Linked DNA regions of Homo sapiens: region 1 is linked to region 2. Evidence: read pairs that join two places in POLR2A ChIA-PET (ENCODE). Cell type or tissue: MCF 10A. All regions are shown on one strand. Each heading gives the region's core, and the rest is flanking DNA. Links, peaks and the distances in the headings are about the cores only.

Evidence for each region. Peaks named below come from ENCODE experiments on the same cell type or tissue, not always from the same donor. Only the 100,000 strongest peaks of a DNase experiment are listed, where the experiment ranks them.
Region 1: POLR2A ChIA-PET joins it to region 2 with 6 read pairs; 1 of 35 experiments calls an interaction of 5 or more read pairs at or near these places.

The regions. Positions count from the first base shown.
Region 1 is chr4:152,270,634-152,276,007 of GRCh38, reverse strand. No RefSeq gene overlaps it. Among named protein-coding and RNA genes, the nearest start is that of FBXW7-AS1, 64 kb to the left of the region's middle. In MCF 10A, for the core only: no CTCF peak of the experiment used is centred there; a DNase peak (open chromatin) is centred at 2,457.
Region 2 is chr4:151,727,624-151,732,997 of GRCh38, reverse strand. All of the region lies in intron 2 of GATB (glutamyl-tRNA amidotransferase subunit B), which reads left to right. Among named protein-coding and RNA genes, the nearest start is that of GATB, 31 kb to the left of the region's middle. In MCF 10A, for the core only: no CTCF peak of the experiment used is centred there; a DNase peak (open chromatin) is centred at 2,777.

The DNA.
Region 1 (5,374 bases), core at 93-5,092, 540 kb before region 2:
ATGGGCAAGTTCAGGATCCACTTCTGACCTGATCTCTAGATGCCCATCCGCTCCAGGGGAACCAGAGGAGACTCTGGTCCTTGGAACTTGGACTCGGTAAGACCATTCGAGGCCCTGGAATGGTGGCTGCTGGGCTTTGTTGGTAGAATTCTTGAGCACCGCACTTGGTGGTCTCTTTTCCTTGCTTTTTTTTCTTACCTTTTCTCCTCTTTCCTGTTCTTTCTTTTCCTTCTCCTCCTGTCATTTGGAGACAGAGCACTGCCCCACCGGTGGTTTTCATTGTGGATCCTAAAAGCTGCTGCTGAGTCCCAATCTAGAAAGCTCCCCCAGGCCTATTGAGAGGACACAGAGAATTCTCCAGTGACACCCCCAGCCAGTGGCCCTTGCTAACTGAAGAAAGGTCATGATCGGGTCCACTGTTGGGAGCAAGTGGGGAGGGGTTGCCAAAATAGGCCATTATTTCGTGGATTTATAACCTCCTGCACCTGAGGTACAGTGTCAATGTTGCTGGGAGAGACGTCTTTTAATGTCCTGGGTCATTAAAACCCAATAATCTCTTTGAAATGGCTTAACTGCTTCCTGCAAGAGATAAAGTAAATAAAACTGCCATCTCTGTGTCCGCTGTCACTGTATTGATGCAGCATTTCTTTTCTTTTTTTAATAACTGCATTCATTTTATTTGAGGCCAATGCATTTATGCCATACTGGTGGTTTATAAATTTGGTAATTAAATCCTGTTATCTTGACACTAAGCACAGAATAAGAAGCAGTTGTGATGCTTCCGAGAGGAAAAACACTGTGAGGGGAGAAAAGAAGATTTGTTTTGCATTTTTAAAAAAATAATTTTCATGGAATCTTGTTTTAGTATTAGAATGTTGACAGATGCCTGACTAACAGAGAGATGCTTCTGTGGGGAAGGATCTAAGGAAATCTGTGAAATCACTCTTCATGTTGTTGTACATCGTAGCAGAATAGAAAGTTTGTGGGATGACATTTGTCATCCCACAAGAGATAGATGGAACTGGACATTTGTCATCCCACAAACATTGAATTTTATCTATGCTCTATGGCTTACTAGCTGTGTGACCTCAGGCAAGTCCCTTACCTCCTCTATCTGTCAGGGTGCTTTGGGCTGCAAATAAGAAAAATCTCCTAGGCCGGGCAGTATGGTTCATGCCTGTAATCCCACCACTTTGGGTGGCTGAGGCAGGCAGATTGTTGAGCCCAGGAGTTTGAGATCAGCCTGGACAACATGGTGAAACCCCGTCTCTACAAAAAATACAAACACTAGCTGGGTGTGGTGACATGTGCCTGTAGTTTCAGCTGCTTAGGAGCCTGAGGCAAGAGGATCGCTTGAGCCCGAGAGGTGGAGGCTGCAGTGAACCATGATTGCAGCATTGCACTTCGGCCTGGATGACAGAGCAAGAGCCTGACTCAAAAAAAAAAAAAAAAAAGAAGTAAAGAAAAATAAAAATTTCAACTCAGAGTGATCAAATAATTAAAGACAATGTTTTATATGCTGTATTAAGAAGTTCTGATTTAAGGTAACTCCAGGGATGTTGCAGCATGAGTGAGAATGATGGAGGATGTGCAATGCTAATTCTATCTGCAGTGGCTGCTTCTTCCCTAGTTTACCTAAGAGGTAAACACATCTCACCTAGGCAAGGTCTAACTTGTCTTGGAGATGACACAGTCTTAACTTGGATGAAGGAACAGTATTGCCCCTATTAGGAAAGCTTTGTTCTTGCCCTTTTCCTAACATTAGCCCCTGACATTATTGTGCTAAGAAGCATTTGGCTTTTCCTTGAATCTCCTATTGTGTTACATTACAAGAGTCACACATTGACAATCAAATGGCTCTCTCAATGGTACCCAGGAGGGATGGCACCCACTTGGATTATATTCTTTTGGATTCTCCTGATGAAAAAAGAAGGGGGAGACTTCCAGCTTATTCATAACATGTGCTTTGCTTTTGGTTTGTGAGTGAATTATTCCATGAAAGGTATAAGGGTGAACAAGGGCCTGCTTACCACATTATGGAACACCAGAACTCATGGGTAACACATGAGGTTTCACTGAGGTGCACTTAGGATAAATGGAAGGAAATGCCACATCATTCAGCAAAAAATAAACTTTTCAAATTCTTGCCCCAAGGGGCAGAAAAAATTAAAATTATAAATCACCTTCAAAAAGATTATGTTTGTATATAGTTATGATTTTTTTTAACCTGGAAAACCCAAAGGAATTAACTAAAAAGCAATTAGAATTAATAAAGTCATTTCATACAAAATCCAGGTAAAATAAAGCATTACAAAAGTCAATAGTATCCCTGTGTACTTGGATTATTCAGTTAGGAAAAATATAAGAGACAAACAAGCAAAAGTGTCAGGCCTGGCACTGCCTTTGTTCTCCTACCTATTACTCAGATGAAACTGGAGACACTGTGTCCTCAGAAAGGGCTTCCACCCACAGACTTCTTGGACTGCTGAGGGCCCCTCAGGGTATGTTTTCCAGAGAAGCCCATACTTAACTTGTTCGTTGGAATGACCAATTACTGCTTAAGTTTGTATCTTCCCTATTAACCTGAAGGCAAAGACAGAAGGCATATTTCTCATGACTACTAAATTCCTTGTTGAATGAATTAAATAATTAACAGAGCATTATCTAGAAAAACCTCTCTCTAGAGAAATGTGTGTGCCCTATATGAAGAAAAAGTACAGACTTTTTTTTTTTTTTTTTTTTTTGAGACGGAGTCTTGCTCTGTCGCCCAGGCTGGAGTGCAGTGGCGCGATCTCGGCTCACTGCAAGCTCCGCCTCCCGGGTTCACGCCATTCTCCTGCGTCAGCCTCCGGAGTAATTGGGACTACAGGCGCCCACCACCACGCCCGGCTGATTTTTTATATTTTTAGTAGAGACGGGGTTTCACTGTTTTAGCCAGGATGGTCTCGATCTCCTGACCTCGTGATCCGCCCGCCTCAGCCTCCCAAAGTGCTGGGATTACAGGCGTGAGCCACCGTGCTGGGCCAAAAATTACAGACTTTATAAAAGGGAAAAGAAAACCTGAGGAGTAGTGGCCAGGCACCTTGCCCTTAGATCAGACAACTGGGTGTTGAAAAGTTGTTCATTCTGCCCAGATTGATGTATAGACTTGATGCCACGGCAACTAAACTCCTTACAGAAATATTGGGGAAGATATTATAAAATGATTCTGGAAGGAAAAGACCATAAAAGAAAATTCTGGGAAACTAAACTGTGAGTTTCCTATGGGTAGGGCATCTTTTTTCCCTTTAGCTCTAAGTAGGCTCTCACACACAGCTCTGTGTAGCATAGAAACCCCTGCCCATGCCTGCTGTCGCCAAGGGGCAGGCCCTCAAGGGTGGTAGAAAAAAACCAGCAGGAAGTCCCAGGGCAAACCAATCTCTGTTCTTACATTCCAGAAAGGAGTGAGAGCTCAGTGTAGACAGGACCAGGTAAGTTCACGAATGCTGTTTTGGAGTTTGGCTCTCACATGGCTGCTGGGAAGAAACATACAGAGTCTGGGACCTGGACAGGAGGCAACTGGAGCCTGCAGAGTTCTGTGCAGGCCACTCTGTGCTCTCCCATGCCCTTCCCCTAAAGGGGGAAGCTGGAGACACTGTGTCCTTAGAAAGGGCTTCCACCCACAGACTCCCTGGACTGCTGAGGGCCCCTCAGCACTTCTCTGACAGGGTCTTGGTTCCACTATTGTCTTGCCCCTGCTTATTATTATTTATTTATTTAGAGATGGAGTCTCACTCTGTTGCCAGGCTGGAGTGCAGTGGCGTGATCTCGGCTCAGTGCAACCTCAGCCTCCCAGGTTCAAGCAATTCTCCTGCCTCAGCCTCCCGTGTAGCTGGGATTACAGGTGCACACCACCATGCCCGGCTAATTTTTGTATGTTTTTAAGTAGAGTCGGGGTTTCACCATGTAGCCAGGCTGGTCTCAAACTCCTGACCTTGTGATCCGCCCACTTCGGCCTCCCAAAGTACTAGGATTACAGGTATGAGCCACTGCACCCAGCCCCCTGCGTATTATTTCCCTGATCATCGTCTCATTACAGAACATGCAGGGGCAACCTCTCCGGTAGGGGTGTTTCTGTGCCTCGGTTCTCTGGGATCTCTCCAGGAGGGGCTTGCTGACATCTGCAGCTCTTCCAGGCTTCTTGCCCAGCAGCATCTGTAAATCAAGCCCACTTCACTGTGACTGGGGACTCCCCATCTCCCTTCAGTGCGTCTCACTCCTTTGGTTTAGCGGTGGTTTTCAGTACAACGAGTCAAGAAGAACAAAATCATAGGAAGCATTATCAAATCAAGCATTTACATATCTCATACTTGAACCAAAACTCAAGCAATGACATTGTGCTCCTTCCCCTCAAACTTCATTAAATCAAATTCAACCTAACTGCCTATAAAAATACATCCATCATGTCACTTTACTTTGTCCCTGAAGTTGGGGCATGCATTGTAAGCTGCAATATTCCACTCTGTCCTTTCAAACATTTAAGCCTGCTAGAACTCTTTTAGTTATTAACTCCCTTAGTTACTCTAAAGCCCATCAGATAATTCCAGAGAATTTCCCACTGGACATGGAACCATAGATATTCCCACTGACTGCAGTTCTAGGTTTGATATTTTGGGTCAGGCCAGGAAAATAATTCACTCTTTCCCATTTTGGCATTCCAGTTTGAAATGGTTGATGACAACAGGAGACTGAGGTCAGGAGTTGCAGCAGAGCAAGAACCAGGTGGGGAATCTATGGCTCAGGAAGGAGAAGAGGGGAGTCCAGTGGCTTCTGAGGCAAAGGGGCCTAAGGCAGCCACTGAAACCAGGAGTGTGGATTCAGGAGGACAATGCAGGGAGCAATGGGTGAGATACACCTGGGGAGTGGTCAGGAGCGGTTAGCCAGAGCTGGCATGTTGTCTGCTGCTACTTCGCATGCCCAACACAGGTAGGTTGCAGTGGGTCTGAAAAAGAAATAAACAAGAGCCTGGGGCTGAATTCCATGGAGCGTGGTTTTTCCTCCATCTGCACGTGGGAAATTGAGCCTATGTGAGCTCCAGCCCTTGGGCTGAGAAGCCCATCCTCTCACCTTGTTCCTGAATCCTCCTTTCCCCAAGCTCTGGGGACTTCTGATACCCTTTGTGCTTAGCTTGAATGGACACCCCCAACTGCTGCTTGCAGAGGACCATAGTCCCATTGTTCATGGAGAACCATCAGCATCTAGAAGTATTCACAGTGGGTTCTATATTGACTACCTTGGACATTGTGGGATCCTGAATTGTACTCCATGTAGGAGACTGCTGGTGTCTTCCTAAGAAAAAGTGATTTACCATCTGCCCGGGTTGGTTTCCGCCAGC
Region 2 (5,374 bases), core at 121-5,120:
TAGGGCTGTGAACTTTCCTCCTAACACCTTCTTAGCTGTATCCCAGAGGTTTTGATAGGTTGTGTCATTATTGTCATTCAGTTATAAAAGTGTGTCCAAAGTTTCCTGAATTTTTTAGTTTTTTTAATATTTATCTTTTTATTTCTACATAGTTTTTAATATAATTTTAGCATCTTTTTATTTTTCCATGTTTTTGAACAAAATTATAATGATAGTATTCACAGATCTTTGTTTCTTAATTTTTCTCATTAAAATTATAAAAATTCTTTTTTTTTTTTTTTTTATTGATCATTCTTGGGTGTTTCTCGCAGAGGGGGATTTGGCAGGGTCATAGGACAATAGTGGAGGGAAGGTCAGCAGATAAACAAGTGAGCAAAGGTCTCTGGTTTTCCTAGGCAGAGGACCCTGCAGCCTTCCGCAGTGTTTGTGTCCCTGGGTACTTGAGATTAGGGAGTGGTGATGACTCTTAATGAGCATGCTGCCTTCAAGCATCTGTTTAACAAAGCACATCTTGCACCGCCCTTAATCCATTCAACCCTGAGTGGACACAGCACATGCCCCAGAGCACAGGGTTGGGGGCAGGGTCACAGATCAACAGCATCCCAAGGCAGAAGAACCTCTCCCAGTACAGAACAAAATGGAGTCTCCTATGTCTACTTCTTTCTACACAGACACAGCAACAATCTGATTTCTCTATCTTTTCCCCACCTTTCCCCCTTTTCTATTCCACAAAACCGCCATCGTCATCATGGCCCATTCTCAATGAGCTGTTGGGTACACCTCCCTGATGGGGTGGTGGCCAGGCAGAGGGGCTCCTCACTTCCCAGAAGGGGTGGCCGGGCAGAGGCGCCCCCCACCTCCTGGACGGGGCGGTGGCCGGGCGGAGGCTCCCCCCACCTCCCTCCCGGACGGGGCGGCTGGCCGGGCGGGGGCTGACCCCCCCACCTCCCTCCCGGACGGGGCGGCTGGCCGGGCGGGGGCTGACCCCCCACCTCCCTCCCGGACGGGGCGGCTGGCCGGGCAGGGGCTGACCCCCCACTTCCCTCCCGGACGGGGCGGCTGGCCCGGCGGGGGCTGACCCCCACCTCCCTCCCGGATGGGGCGGCTGCTGGGTGGCTGCCGGGCGGAGGGGCTCCTCACTTCTCAGATGGGGCGGCTGCCGGGCAGAGGGGCTCCTCACTTCTCAGACGGGGCGGCCGGGCAGAGACGCTCCTCACCTCCCAGACGGGGTCACAGCCGGGCAGAGACGCTCCTCACATCCCAGACGGGGCAGCGGGGCAGAGGCGCTCCCCACATCTCAGACGATGGGCGGCCGGGCAGAGACGCTCCTCACTTCCTAGACGGGATGGCAGCTGGGAAGAGGCACTCCTCACTTCCCAGACTGGGCAGCCGGGCAGAGGCGTTCCTCACATCCCAGACGATGGGTGGCCAGGCAGAGATGCTCCTCACTTCCCAGACGGGGTGGCAGCCGGGCAGAGGCTGCAATCTCGGCACTTTGGGAGGCCAAGGCAGGCGGCTGGGAGGTGGAGGTTGTAGCTAGCCGAGATCACGCCACTGCACTCCAGCCTGGGCAACATTGAGCACTGAGTGAGCGAGACTCCGTCTGCAATCCCGGCATCTCAGGAGGCCGAGGCTGGCAGATCACTTGTGATTAGGAGCTGGAGATCAGCCCGGCCAACATGGCGAAACCCCGTCTCCACCAAAAAAATACGAAAACCAGTCAGGCGTGGCGGCGCGCGCCCGCAATGGCAGGCACTCGGCAGGCTGAGGCAGGAGAATCAGGCAGGGAGGTTGCAGTGAGCGGAGATGGCAGCAGTATAGTCCAGCCTCGGCTTGGCATCAGAGGGAGACCGTGGAAAGAGAGAGGGAGACCGTGGGGAGAGGGGGAGGGGGAAGGGGAGGGGGAGGGAGAGGGTTTTTTCTTTAAGCTATCTATTTCCTTGAATATTTCTCCCTTCACTTCTTGTATCATATTTTGGATTTCCTTGCATTGGGCTTCGCCTTTCTCTGGTCCCTCCCTGATTAGCTTAATAGCTGACCTCCTGAATTCTTTTTCAGGTAAATCAGGGATTTCTTCTTGATTTGGATTCATTGCTGGTAAACTAGTGTGATTTTGGGGGAGTGTTGAAAAGCCTTGTTTTGTCATATTACCAGCGTTGGTTTTCTCGTTCCTTCTCATTTGGGTAGGCTCTGTCAGAGGGAAGGTCCAGGGCTGAAAGCTGCTATTCAGGTCTTTTTGTCCCATGGGGTGTTCCCTTGATGTAATAATATTCTCTCCCTTTTCCTGTGGATGTGGCTTCCTTTGAGCTGAACTGTAGTGACTGTTGTCTGTCTTCTGGGTCTAGCCACCCAGTGAGTCTTCGTGGCTCCAGGCTGGCACTGGGGGCTGTCTGCACAGAGTCCTGTGATGTGAACCATCCATTGGTCTCTCAGCCGTGAATACCAGCGCCTGTTCTGGTGAAGGTGGCAGAGGGTGCAGTGGACTCCGTGGGAGTCCTTAGCTTTGGTGGTTTAATGCTTTATTTTTGTGCTGGTTGGCCTTCTGCCAGGAGGTGGTGCTTTCCAGAGAGCATTAGCTGTAGTATGGAGAGGGACCAGTGGTGGGCGGGGCCCTAGAACTCCCAAGATTGTATGTCCTTCGTCTTCTGTTACCAGGTTGAGTAGGGAAGGACCATCAGGTGGCAGCAGGGCTAGGCATGTCTGAGCTCAGACTCTCCTTGGGCGGGTCTTGCTGCGGCTGCTGTGGATGATGGGGATGAGATTCCCAGGTCACTGGAGTTGTGTGCCTAGGAGGATTTATGGCTGCCTCTGCTGAGTCATGCGGGTTGTCAGGGAAGAAGGGGAAAGCTGGCAGTCACAGGCCTCACCCAGCTCCCACACAAACCAAAGGGCCAGTCTCACTCCCACCACACCCCGAGTCTGTTTCCAGGCAGAGGGCAGGTGGGGCTTGAAAACTTGCCTGAGGCTTTCCACTTCCCAGAGTATTTGGGGTGTCTCCCGGGTCCTGTAGGAGCAGTTTTCTCAGGATTGCTGGCCTGCTCTTGCAGCTGATCTGGAGGTAAAATTCACAATGCAAGCCTCCGCATGCTGCTCTGTCTGGAGCTGCAATCTAGTCCTGCCTCCCGTCTGCCATGATCCGACCAGCATCAGTTTCAATAGCTCCTGCCTCCTTTAGGGACTCTCCTTCTTCTCTTCATAGTTAATAGATTCCTTGAGTTTTGTGTGGGAGGCTTGTACCATCTCACCTAGATAGAAGAATTACCCAACACTTCCACTCTCTTCAACATTTTTTGTTTTGAAAAAATTAAAACTTACAGAAAAGTTGAAAGAATAGCACAATGAAATCCATCCTGCACCTAGATTTTTTTTTTCCTCCTTTGGATGAGCCATTTGAGAGTAAGTTGCAGACATCATGGCACTTCCTCTCTAAATATCTTAGCAGCTATCTCCTAAGAATAAAAATGTTCACTTCTATGATCACAGTATGATTATCACACTCAGGAAAGCTACTGTTGATGGAATACTGTTATTTAAAACATAGTTCATATTCAGGTTTGCACAGTTGTCTCAGTATTGTCCTTTATTTTTCCCCCAATAAAAGATCCAGTCAAAGAGCACCCATTGCATTTAGTTGTCATGTCTCTTTAGTCCTTTTTCTTTTTGTTTCTTTTCCTTTCCTTTCCTCTCTTTCTCTCTCTTCCTTCTTTCCTTTCTTCATGACATTGACAGTTTTGAAATGCCCAGGCCAGCTATTTTATCTTACTATCTACTCCTAAAGCAAACATAATTAAGGAAATAGGGAGTTTGCCCTATGAAAGTTTGCAGTTTTTTCTTTCTTTCTCTTACGAACCTCCATGATTTTATGACTTACTAAGAAGCCTCTAAGATGATGCTATATGCATTCCTATTGGATGTGTGAAATTAAAGGTAGCTTTTTCTTCCTAAAAGTCTCTGTCCTGATAGACTCTTCCAGAGACTCACTTCTCAGGACATTTGTGAGGCTGGTGAATATATAGCAGGTGCACTTTTGACAAAATGGCACGTATCTCTAGGAATTTGTTTCTGATATTCATAGGCCTCGTTCATACCTGATCCTGTATTCATATCAATAGTGAATACTTAGCTGCATTTCTTACTTAGAGTTTGGTTGGTTCAAGACAGTTGTTTTGTTTCTTAGCAATAGTCAAATCTTTCAACTTAATACTAATCTTATATATAAAGAAGAAAGTAAATCTCATTCTGATTATTAGAGCTTTTCAGTCATGAAATTAATGTTTCTTGTTACTATCACTGATTCCTCTTGAGGTTTCAGTGATGTGAAATAGTTTGTCATTGCATCAGATCTCTCCAGGTGTAGAGTCTCTTGAGTAAATTTTAGGACACATCAGAAAAGACTTGACAGTTTCAGTATGGGGCAAATCTAGATGAATGAGTTTGTGTTTTAGCTTTTTAAATATTAATATACTTTTTTTAAAAAAGTTATAAACAAGAGAAAGACAAATATTCAGAGTTGAAGTAGGAGAAATCTTTCTTCACTAAAGATCTTGGCCATATCCTAAAGTTGTATTCAAAAAGAACAATATTTTTGATTGTTTGTTTGGTTTTGTGTTTTTACATGATTCCCATATCCTTTATACATCTCTTCTTCATCAATTCTCATTGAATTTCAAAAGTAGCTACTAGCTTAGAAGACAGGAAGTTACAGATGTGTGGCAGGCAAGAATGAGATGGGAGTAAAAATTGGCTCAGTTAACTGGTTTGTAACTTCAGCCTGTTAGAAGCTCGTTTCTTTTAGTGCACATGGGAGCTTTTTTTGGCCATGGGAAGGCATACAAGGTTATCCAGGAAATTTTTGCTTCATTATGAAACAAAGAAAATGAAGTCCTGTAAGCTCCCTGAGACATTAAGAAATATGGTCTCCAGTCCACTGGAGATAACACAAGTAATTATCACAAAAGGTGTTGGTTATCATTTAAGGGGGAAATATTATGTTGACATAATACATAATTTCAGCATCTGTTGTGCCTTATTTTGGATTATAAATCCAGACTAATAGATCTGTGGAGCTGTTTAGCCCTTTTCACATCAAATTCCCATGCCTCCTGGAAAAGTTAACATATGAAAGATTCGATTGAGATAGGCACTTTGCATTTAATAACATTTTCATTCTGAAACTAATATTACTAAGTGTCTGCTATGTGTGAAGTTATTTTATTTAATTCATAGAACAATCCTGCCAAATAACTATTCTTCCCTAAACAGATAAGGAAAGTGAGGCCTAGAGAGGTAAGGTAATTTGTGCAAGATAACATGGCTAGTGTGAGGAGTAAGATTCAGATTCTGTTCTTTCTGACTAAATTTTGCCCTAGTTCAT